Regions from separate parts of the Homo sapiens genome. Here region 2 is linked to region 1. Evidence: chromatin loops called from intact Hi-C (ENCODE). Cell type or tissue: HCT116. All regions are shown on one strand. Links, peaks and the distances in the headings refer to the core of each region. The heading gives the core; the rest is flanking DNA. Region 1 has its middle 17 kb from the start of GPR151. Region 2 has its middle 140 kb from the start of STK32A-AS1.

The links. A loop is a pair of places that touch in the nucleus more often than their neighbours do. Peaks named below come from ENCODE experiments on the same cell type or tissue, not always from the same donor. Only the 100,000 strongest peaks of a DNase experiment are listed, where the experiment ranks them.
Region 2: it touches region 1 in a loop (3-fold over the local background); 3 of 110 quality-filtered maps call a loop at or near these places.

Annotation. Positions count from the first base shown.
Region 1 is chr5:146,530,811-146,536,195 of GRCh38, reverse strand. No RefSeq gene overlaps it. Among named protein-coding and RNA genes, the nearest start is that of GPR151, 17 kb to the right of the region's middle. In HCT116, for the core only: a CTCF peak has its summit at 2,766 (motif pointing left); a DNase peak (open chromatin) is centred at 2,735.
Region 2 is chr5:147,096,166-147,101,550 of GRCh38, reverse strand. No RefSeq gene overlaps it. Among named protein-coding and RNA genes, the nearest start is that of STK32A-AS1, 140 kb to the left of the region's middle. In HCT116, for the core only: a CTCF peak has its summit at 3,209 (motif pointing left); a DNase peak (open chromatin) is centred at 3,220.

The DNA of each region.
Region 1 (5,385 bases), core at 135-5,134:
TCACCTAAACCACTAGGAGCAGGAAGGTGCATATGAGATTCATGAGAAGTTGGGGTTTTGTTCCAATTTGTTTTTGAATTTATTATTTGGATTATTACAGAAAGAATCAGTCAGCTAATACGTAAGATCTGTGATTAATATCACAAATTTAGCAATTTCCTTCAACAAACATGTTAACAAATGATGTTTTCCTTATATATTAGTAGTTTCAAAGTTGCAGGCCCACAATCCTTGGAAGGTAACTATCAAAACCAACCACTGAATATACAGGAAAGTGTTTTTGCTCTTTTTAAGAGAGCACTTAGAAATTTGACTTTAGGTTGGGCATGGTGGCTCATCTCTATAATCCCAACACTTTGGGAGGCCAAGGCATGATGATTGCTTGAGCCCAAGTGTTTGAAACCAGCCTGGGCAACACAGGGAGACCTCTGTCTCTACAAAAATATTAAAAAATTAGCCAGGCATGGTGGTGCATGCCTGTACTACCAGCTACTCAGAAGGCTGAAGTGGGAGGTTCACTTGAGCCCAGGAAGTCGAGGCTGCAGTGAGCCATGATTGCACCACTGCACTCCAGCTTGGGCAACAGAGCAAGAGCCTGTCTCAAAAAAAAAAAAAAAATTCAACTTTATGTTGATAAGATAATCAGCACAGATTTAACTCCAATTTTATAGTGCCTGGTTTGTCACTATTCTCTACCTTTTCCCTCATGGCTCTAAATAAATGATAAAGAATAATCCTAACTCAAAAACACCTTTGTCAACATCATCTTCACTCAATTTTCTCATCATGTACCTTGGAAGCTTTTTGCCTGTATAACCTTAATCAAAGCACTATTGGGAGGAGGAGGGCACCTAAAATAATTTTGCTCCAAAGCTCCCAGGTGGAAGAAAACATGGTAAACACAAGGCCAAGGTGGCTGGAGTGAAAGATGAAAAAATCAGGAGGAAGAGGCACGGGCCAAGCTATCTATCTTTTTATTTTTTGGAGACAGAGTCTCACTCTTGTCACCCCGGCTGGAGTGCAATGGTGCGATCTCGGCTCACTGCAACCTCCGCCTCCCGGGTTCAAGTGATTCTCCTGCCTCAACCTCCCGAGTAGCTGGGATTACAGGCACCCACCACCACACCCAGCTAATTTTTGTATTTTTAGTAGAGACACGGTTTCACTGTGTTGGCCAGGCTTGTCTCAAACTCCTGACCTCGTGATCCATCCACCACAGCCTCCCAGGCACTTTTTTTTTTTTTTTTTTTTTTTGAGACAGAGTCTCACTCTGGCACCAGGCTGCAGTGCAGTGGTGCAATCTCGGCTCACTACAACCTCTGCCTCCTGGGTTCAAGCAATTCTCCTGTCTCAGCCTCCCAAACAGCTGGGACTACAGGCATGCGCCACCACGCCCAACTAATTTTTGTATTTTTAGTAGATTCACCATGATGGCCAGGCTGGTTCTGATCTCTTGACCCCGTGATCCACCCACCTTGGCCTCCTAAAGTGCTGTGATTACAGGCGTGAGCCACCATGCCCAGCTCAAGCTATGTATCTTTAACCTAATGTGTGATAAGAAGCCACTGAAGGATTTTAAGAGTGAAAGGGAAGAACACTGAAGTAGGAAAGACTTGATCCAATCTGAGTTTTGAAAAAATGGCTGTGGTTTCTGTGTGGTGAGAAAGGACAATCTTGAGGGAGGCCAGTGTCCAGGCAGATAGGCCTATTAGGAGGCAGCTGCAGCAGGAATTGAAAGCAAACCCTGAGTATAGCCAGAGGGTCACTATAGTACCCAAATCAAAAGTCAAGAAACCATACTGACAAGTGTGGAAGTGGTTACAGGGAAACATGACAGAATATTTAAAAGTCAACCAATCCCACAAAACCTGGAGTGTGTGGTCCTGCCCACAGCAGTAGGAAAAGTGATGGTTTTATAATAAATGCTCAAAAAGTAATTTATTATTTGGAGGAAAATTCTTGTCTAACAGGTCAACTTCTATTATACTTCAGGATTCCAAACCAAAAATTTCTTAACACCTTGAAATTTTCCTCCCAGTGGAGACTGCATGAATTTCCCCTGAAATGTTAAAGCAGCTCTACCTTTGTTTTCTGTAGTATTCCCCTCTCCTCCCTTTTGAGGAAATGCTATGGAAATGTCCTTTTATATAAAGAGACAAAAAAGTCTGGGCTGTCAATCACATTCCTAGGATACTATAGGGCTGGGAAGACCATAGGTCAAATTCAACGCACTGGCAGCTTTTATTTTTCTTTTCCCCAAGCAATGCTTTAAAAGAAATTGAGCAACTTTTTTTAATAATCTATCTTCTTTAATGCATATATATTTTTCTTTTTTTTTTTTTTTCATTTTAAGTTCTGGGATACATGTGCAGAACGTGCAGGTTTGTTACATAGGTATACATGTGCCATGATGGTTTGCTGCACCTATCAACCTGTCATCTAGGTTTTAATCCCTGCGTGCATTAGGTATTTGTCCTAATGCTCTCCCTCCCTGAGCAACATTTTTAAATCAGAAAATTTCACTGAGAACTCTGGAATGTTTTCATCTCTTGAAAAATCATAAGCCCCGAGCCTGCAACACTAGGGTTTTCTCTCCACAGGCAACTATCAGCTAGAATCAAATGCAAGCCAGTCCTCTCAAGATCTGAGATCTCCTCTCCAGTTCACTAAGGTCTCCACCACCCACACCAGCTAAGCACGGAAGTCACACAGGTTACACAGCATTTGTGCTCTCAAGGTACTGGACTCTGCCGCCCTCTGTTGGCCAAATCTGTGCAACTGTAGAAAACTACCAAATTATTGAGGCCTGTTATCACCTGCAACTAGATCAGCCACTAAAAATCAAAGTTCTCTTTATCCATATTCCTGACCTTCCAGCATAAGATGATATGTATTCAAGAAATGTAAACTAGGCCGGGTATGGTGGCTCACGCCTGTAATCCCAGCACTTTGGGAGATGGAGGCAGGCGGATCACTTGAGGTCAGGAGTTGGAGACCAGCCTGGCCAACATGGCAAAACCCAGTCTCTACTAAAAATACAAAAGTTAGCCAGGCATGGTAGTGGATGCCTGTAAATCTAGCTACTCGGGAGGCTGAGGCAGGAATCACTTGAACCCGGGAAGCAGAGGATGCAGTGAGCCAAGATCATGCCACTGTACTCCAGCCTGGGTGACAGAGCAAGACTCTGTCAGAAAGAAAGAAAAGAAAGAGAGAGAGAGAGAGAGAGAGAGAGAGAAAGACTAAATTTGACCTTAACAGGCCATCACTTAAAAATGAATGGGGAGGCCAGGTGCAGTGGTCACGCCTGTAATCCCAGCACTTTGGGAGGCCGAGGCGGGCAGATCATAAGGTCAGGAGTTTGAGACCAGCAGGGCTAACATAGGGAAACCCCGTCTCTACTAAACACACACACACACACACACACACACACACACACACAATTAGCCAGGCCTGGTGGTGAGCACCTGTAATCCCAGCTACTTGAGAGGTTGAGGCAAAGAGAATCGCTTGAACCTGGGAGGTGGCAGTTGCAGTGAGCCAAGATCGCACTCCACAGTCCAGCCCAGGCAACAGTGTGAGACTCTATCTCAAAAAAAAAAAAAAAAAGTGAATGGGGATACCAAATATCAAATAAAAAATTCTCTGTTATTATACTTTGGATTTTCTGAGGGGGTTGGGACAGAGGGGGGGTCTCAATCTCTGTTGCCCGGGCTGGATTTCAGTGGCACGATCACAGTTCACTGCAGCCTGAAACTTCAGGGCTCGAACAATCCTCCCATCTCAGCTTCCCAAGTAGCTGGGACTACAAGCGTGCGCCATCACGCCAAGCTAATTTATATCTATATATATATACATAGATATAGACATATATAGATATATATATAATAGACGTAAATTTATGTATTTCTCTATATATATAAAAATAATTTTTTAAGATGGGGTCTCACTATATTGCCCAGGCCAGTCTCAAACTCCTGGCTTTAAATAATTTTCCTGCTTTGGCCTCCAGAGTAGCTGAGATTACAGGCACAAACCACCACCCCCAGGTTATACTTTAAATTTGTGAGAATTCAGGATTGCTTTATTTACATAACAAAGCTTTAATCTTTCCCAAAAATATTTTATGTATTAAATAATTTCCCAATACATATTTTCCAAATTAAAGCATATTAATTTGGTCCCAAAGTTTTCATGAGCTACACTGCATTTAGCCATCCCAAAGCTTGTGGTGTTAAACTTCTTGTCAGAGCATGGTGCTCACAATAGTCATTGCAGGGGCCAAAACAAAACAGGAGGCTCTTTGTCACTGAGTTACTGCGAAGTACAACTCTTCAAGCAGGGAGGAATCACCACCTCATAGGGCATTCCCAATCTGCATGCAAAGATTTTATAGCCCACTCCACCTTAATACTCTTTGAAAGCTGTATTTTGAGAGACAAATATTCAATGAGAGAGATTTCTGGTCTATTTTTCACTACCATCGTCTTCTCTCTAGAAGATAAAACATGACACGAAAGTTAATCAATGCTTTGATCATACCCTGCAAGCTAATCACCACATTCCCAACGAGCAGCAGGAATAGCCAAAGAAACCAAAAAGCCAAGCAAATTTTCTGTAGCTGAACTGGAAATCGAAAGGCAATTGTCAAGTGCACCCTAATCAAAGACTCCTGTGGTGGCATGGTAAACCCCACAGTGGATAAGAACAAGCTGAATTCACGAAAACTGAGAATTACCCTTCTTCCAGAAATTCTGTTTCACTCAAATACAACTTGGAATCCCAGCAGAGGTCTGTCCCAGTAAGCATTTAATTAATGTAAAAGAATAGATTGTTTGTCTTCAACTACACATATGTTTGCTTACAATGAGGGTGCTTTAATCTTTTAAACTCCTAGTTTTCTGGGAGTCCCTGAGACCATTTCAGGAGACCACAAGATCAAAACCATTTTCTTTTTTTTTTTTTTGAGGCAGAGTCTCGCTCTGTCTCCCAGCCTGGAGTGCAGTGGCACAATCTCGGCTCACTGCAACCTTCGCCTCCTGGGCTCAAGCAATCCTCCTGCCTCAGCCTCCTGAGTAGCTGGGATTACAGACACACATCACCATGCCCGGCTAATTTTTGTATTTTTTAGTAGAGATGGGATTCCACCATGTTGGCCAGGCTCATCTCAAACTCCTGACCTCAGGTGATCTGCCCACCTCAGCCTCCCAAAGTGCTGGGATTACAGACATGAGCCACCGTGCCTGGCCAAAACCATTTTCTAATAATACTAAAATGTTATTTGCCTTTTTCATTCTCATGAGCGTAGAGTAGAGTTTTCTAGAGGATACATGATATGTGATATTGCAACAGATTGAATGCAAAAGCAGATAAGAGAATCTAGCTCCA
Region 2 (5,385 bases), core at 287-5,286, 570 kb before region 1:
AACAAGTGTTATGCCAATATCTTTTAATTTTTTTAAAGACTATTGCTGATGAAGTAGAATGGAAAAGGAGAACATCTTAAATTAATTAGGAAGATGCTTTTGACTGAATGGTGTCCCTCCAAAATTCATATATTGAAGTCCTAACCCCCAAGATTATGATGTTTAGCAGTATGACCTTTGGGAGATAATTGGTTCATGAAGATAGGACCTTCGTGATGGAATTAATGCCCTTATAAAAAGAGACATCAGAGAGCTTGCTTCCCCACCCCTGACCTGTCAAGTGAGCATAGAGTAAGAGGGTGACCTCACCAGAAACTGACCATGCTGGCACCTTGAACTTGGACTCCAGCTAGCTTCCAGAACTGTGATAAAATAAATTTCTGTTGTTTCAGCCACCCAGTCTATGATATTTTGTAATGGCAGCCCAGGCTAAGTCAGAGGGTTCTCTGCAGTCACTGATAATAGATACACTCCCACACTCCCTTAGGTGGAACAGGGGAGATGGGACCCTGAGACCAAGGTGGTGGCCAGAGCCAGAGCAGTGGACCCCAACTGGGCCCTGCAACAGCACAGCTGAAAAGTCCACTCCTGCTGTGTCAGAATCACCCGGGATGGGCGCAAATACTCTAGATTTTAAACACGTTTTCCAGTTGTTTCTGACAGGTGGCCATGTGTGAAAGCCATGGGTCAGGTGGAAAAAGTCATTCAGCTTTGGATTGAAACTGACCCAGATTTTACAAACAGATGTTGCCAGACATGAAGGCTCAGTTCATCCACTTTCTCGGAGAGACTGTATTTCTTCATATTGTAGAAAAGAGATAATAGTGATGCCAACATTTATTGAGGCCTGGCATCTTCTGGGCACCGTGTATCTATCACACATTATCTCATTTAATTCCGACACCAAATTTTGTCTTTTTAAATGAGGAAAATGAGAGAGAGAGAGAGAGAGAGAATGAATGAATCTAAATGCGTACTGAAAATTCCACAGCTGCTAAGTGGCAGAGTTAGATGCAAATGTAGGCTTATTAGTCGCCAGAGCTGCAGTTTCGGTGAGGGTTAGTTGTGTGAATTTTCAAGTGCTGAGCATGGTACCTGGTGTATAGAACTTGTTCACTAAATTGTTGTTGTTACCTCTGTTAAATATCAATCATCTTCCTCATTGTTATTTAGGACAGAGCTGGGGTTAGTCTGGATTTTATTGCAGGCTCTCATGGATTGGTTGTGTGGCCCTACACCATGGCAAAGCACTTTCCAGAAAAACAGGTGTTTCAACTTGTCCCACATGGAAACTAATTCTCATAAAAGATAACAGAGTGGTTAATTAAGCTTTCTGATTTTGGAATCCAAAGGCCTGGATTCAAATCCAGACTACCAGCCACTAGCTGTGTGATCTGGTCAAATTGCTCAACTCCTTTGTGCCTGTTTTTTCATCTAAAAAGTAGACTTAATAAGAATTCCTCCCTCAGAAAGTCGTTTTAGGAATTAAATAAGATAATTCTGGTAAAACATCTAGACGGGTACCTGATAGATACTCAACATGTGGTAGTTACTACTAATATTTTTTATTATCTTTCAGGAAAAGTCTTTGACCTCTGTTACACAGTGGCTGACCCTGTTGCATGGGTGAGAACAATTTAGGCTATAAGCCATCAAAGTCTGCCTTTGATTTCTATTCTAGAATGGAAGAAAGTTTGAAACACAATTCACATGACCTTAAGTTATGCAGCATAGCCCCCTAAACTCAGGCAGGATGGCACCGAGGGAAGGCCAAAGCATGTGCCCCCTGCCCAGCTCCTCTACCCAGACAGCTGTTTCAGCATTGAAGATCCAATTAGGGCCTGTCACTTCCACAGCAAATCTACACTCATTGTTCAGCTGGCATTGAATCAGATTCTCGCCATATTTGTGAAAAATGAACGAACTTCAAATACTATGTGATGGTCTTCTACACACAGGCACCTCTCACTGAACAGAAATGTGCTCCAGGAGTTGGAAGCTGCAGCAGTCTATGAATTGAACCAGAAAAATAAGAGCTGAAACCCCACAGAGGCCCTGAGCTGCCATCATCTGGGGTTCCAGTTTTTCCATCTTTAACTTTTATAGCCTGAAACATAAGGCTATGATTAATAACTTATTAATAACTGCCACCATTTACTGGGAATTTACTATGTAGCAGGCAGCTACTAAGTCCTACATACACACAGCTATTTCATTTAATCGTTACTCTATGAGTAAGTACTGCTATTATCTCTAATGAAGGGACCAGGAAACAAACTCGGAGGCTAAATAATTTATATTGATACTAGTTTGCACAGAAAAAAAAAATGCGATGGAGCCAGAAATGGAATCAGGCAGTTTGATTCCAGAACTGTGAAACATTAATTCTAGTTTTCTCAGAAATTTTTCAAACACTTGATTTTGAAAGTATGCTTTCTTCTAAAGTTTGATTTCTTATATTCAGAGATCCATTTCCTCCCATTAATATAACATCTTTTGTGTTTATCATGAAAGCTAATGAATTGATCAGAGTCACTTTAAAATTTTGCTTTTAGACAAGCCTTGCCCAAACACATCCATTCCTTCAAGAGAGGGCTACCTGGAGTGCCGATATCTAAGAAAAGATCATTTCTCTACAGAGACAGACGAATGGGGAGAGCTGACCAATTACCTAGAAAATACAATCGATGCCAGCAGGCAATAAGAATAATTTAAACCAATAAACTCTTTCCTCTCAACTGCAGGGTTGGGTACAGGGTTTCCTTTCTCTGTCTTTTTGTTTTGCTTTCCATTGGTTGTGCTTTCCAAATAATTGTTCCATCTGTCCACTTCAGTTTGCCTGAGTAATCACAGCCAGAGGGCACTTAGAAGTCAAACGTCAGACATGCAGGGAAAACTAATGCGTGGGAGGCTGTGGGAAGAGAAATCGTTGTCTGTTCTTTTTCCCTGCAGCTGGGCCAGGGATCTGGAAGTAAATTATAAGCACCAGTTGCCCCAGGGAGGAAGCTACTGTTTGGGAATGGAAATGGAAAAGGGATTTGTTGGACTCCACTGTCAGGAACGTTGGCTCCCAGGATCAAATGTGCTTAGCAATGGGATTAAGTCAAGAGATCACAGCCAAGCCAGAGATTAAAAGTGTGGTGACAGGAAATGAAAAACCAGAATCCTGGGACAGCTTTTTTTCTGTGCCATTTACTCTGAAGTAGGCCCCCTGCTGGTCACTCCATGTGCTTTAACTATTTTGATCCTCCCTGCAGTTCTGTTTCACAGATAAAGAAACTAAGGCCCGTAGAGTTCAAGTAACTTGCCCAGGACCACACAGCTAGTAAATGGCAGAATGAAAAATTGAATTCAAGTGTATCTTAATCCAATGCTCCTGCTCTTATCTACTACATCTGGCTACTCTAAACCAGGGATGATGACCAAGGGTGAAACAGAGTCCTAGAAAGGACAAAGGTGCAAAGGTGAGCCCAGATTATAAAAACGTGGATAATATGTATTACATATAAAGATATTTTACATGCATTAGATGTAAAATACTTAGATTTAAAAACCAATATAGAATTTCAATTTATAGATGCACAAAAAGGTTTAGTAACTCACCTGAGGCCACAAAGCCATTAAGTAGGTTAGTGGGGAATTGAACCCATGTCTTTGAACCTGGTCAAAGACTACACTCTTCGGTATATGAGGCAGCTTCCTTCCTTTCATGCTATTAACTTCTGAGTAGAGCAAGTTAGTTCAGCCTCTTATAAATTATCTTCTACAGAATGCCATGTTTCTAAAGACATTTAGCGACAAATAAAAATAAGTTTGTAAAAATGTTATATTAAACAAGGTTAAGCAGTGTTCTAAAATCTAAAGCTTCTCCCTGCATCTAAGCTGCTCATGTCCATTGTAAATATGCAAGAGAAAGATGATAAGCAGAAGGTTCCTAACTTAGTTGACCATGTAACCCTTTTTATTCTTTAAATAAAGGCTGGCCAGTGTGTCAACCATGGATGATGACTTGACTCCCATGTCTTTGCCTCTAAATAGCAAGATGAACTTTTTTAAAAAAAAACACCAGGAATCACACTGTGTACTGCCTAATACCTATATCTTATGTAGGGTTACCAACTGGGGAAATGGTGAGGTCAACCTTGTTGCTCTCACATTGACCCTTCAGGACTCCACTCCTGACTTTTAATATAAATGCCCTTATGTTAACCTTCCTTCCCAGGTGCAGCTAGTCACATAGAGATCATTCTGTTTTGAATAAATATTAATTGAAAGTAACGGCTTCATTTGTTAACCCATTTTATTGAAGAGCTCATGAAAAGGGAAAGTCAATGCAGAGAAATTCGTCTTTGTGCTGGACTCTTAAGCATAAGATCAACTTGTGCCTTAGAAAATGGATAGTAGAGTTTTCCTTGCGCTGAAATATAGACCACAAACTACTCTGACTACAAATAAAGCTAGCGCAAGGATGAGAGGGTTTCAGAGTATGATGTTGGGGGTGCAAACTGTAGAGCTAGGATGGTCTGGCAGGTTGAGTGAGATCACAAAAGAACCCTAGAGTAAATTTTCAAGTAGACCTGTATGGAAAATTTAAGATCAGGCCACCATAGTGGCATAAAATTGAGGAAATTAATCTATAATATTATGAAGAAAATGTATTTTTTTCATATTCTCCTAAATTTTGTAACAGTAAAATAATATCAGCATTTAGGAACCTTGAATTGAAGGTGTGACCTGGACCAAAGGGAAAGAGGAGGCATTGATGCCAGGGGCATCTCCATCGGTCATGCCACCTATGGGAATCAGACTTGACCAAGATGAGCTGTGGAAGCAGTTGGTCCAGTTCTGTATGGAGTTGTTGGGAAGTCTCACTTCTTCACTCTTTCATTCAGTCATCCATTCACTAGTCACTGAGTGTGTACTTCGTCAGGCACTGTGCTTGGTGCTAGGAATACACAGAGAGAGATCGAAATAGCCACTGCTCTCATGCAACTGCACTCCAGTGTGAAAGATGAATATTAATCAAATTCAGACATCCTATGAAGTCAGAAAGCTTTTGCACAGAAATTTGCACAGAGTAAGGAGTCACAGCATGTCGGGGTGATGATATGTAACACCTAGTTTATATCTAGTGGACACCTAAAACATAATACAAATGAAATATCTTCTAACCTGCCTGTCCCCATCTCAGTAAATAACTCCATTCTTGCAGTCATATAAGCCGACACATCTTGACATCATTCTTCACTACTGCCTTTGTTGTGTACCCAATGTCCAACACTCCTCACCATCTCCACTGCTACCATTCTGGTCCATTTCTCACTTGGATTATTGCACTAGCCTCCTAGTGACTTTTTTTTTTCCTCCTGTTTTCACTCTTGTTTC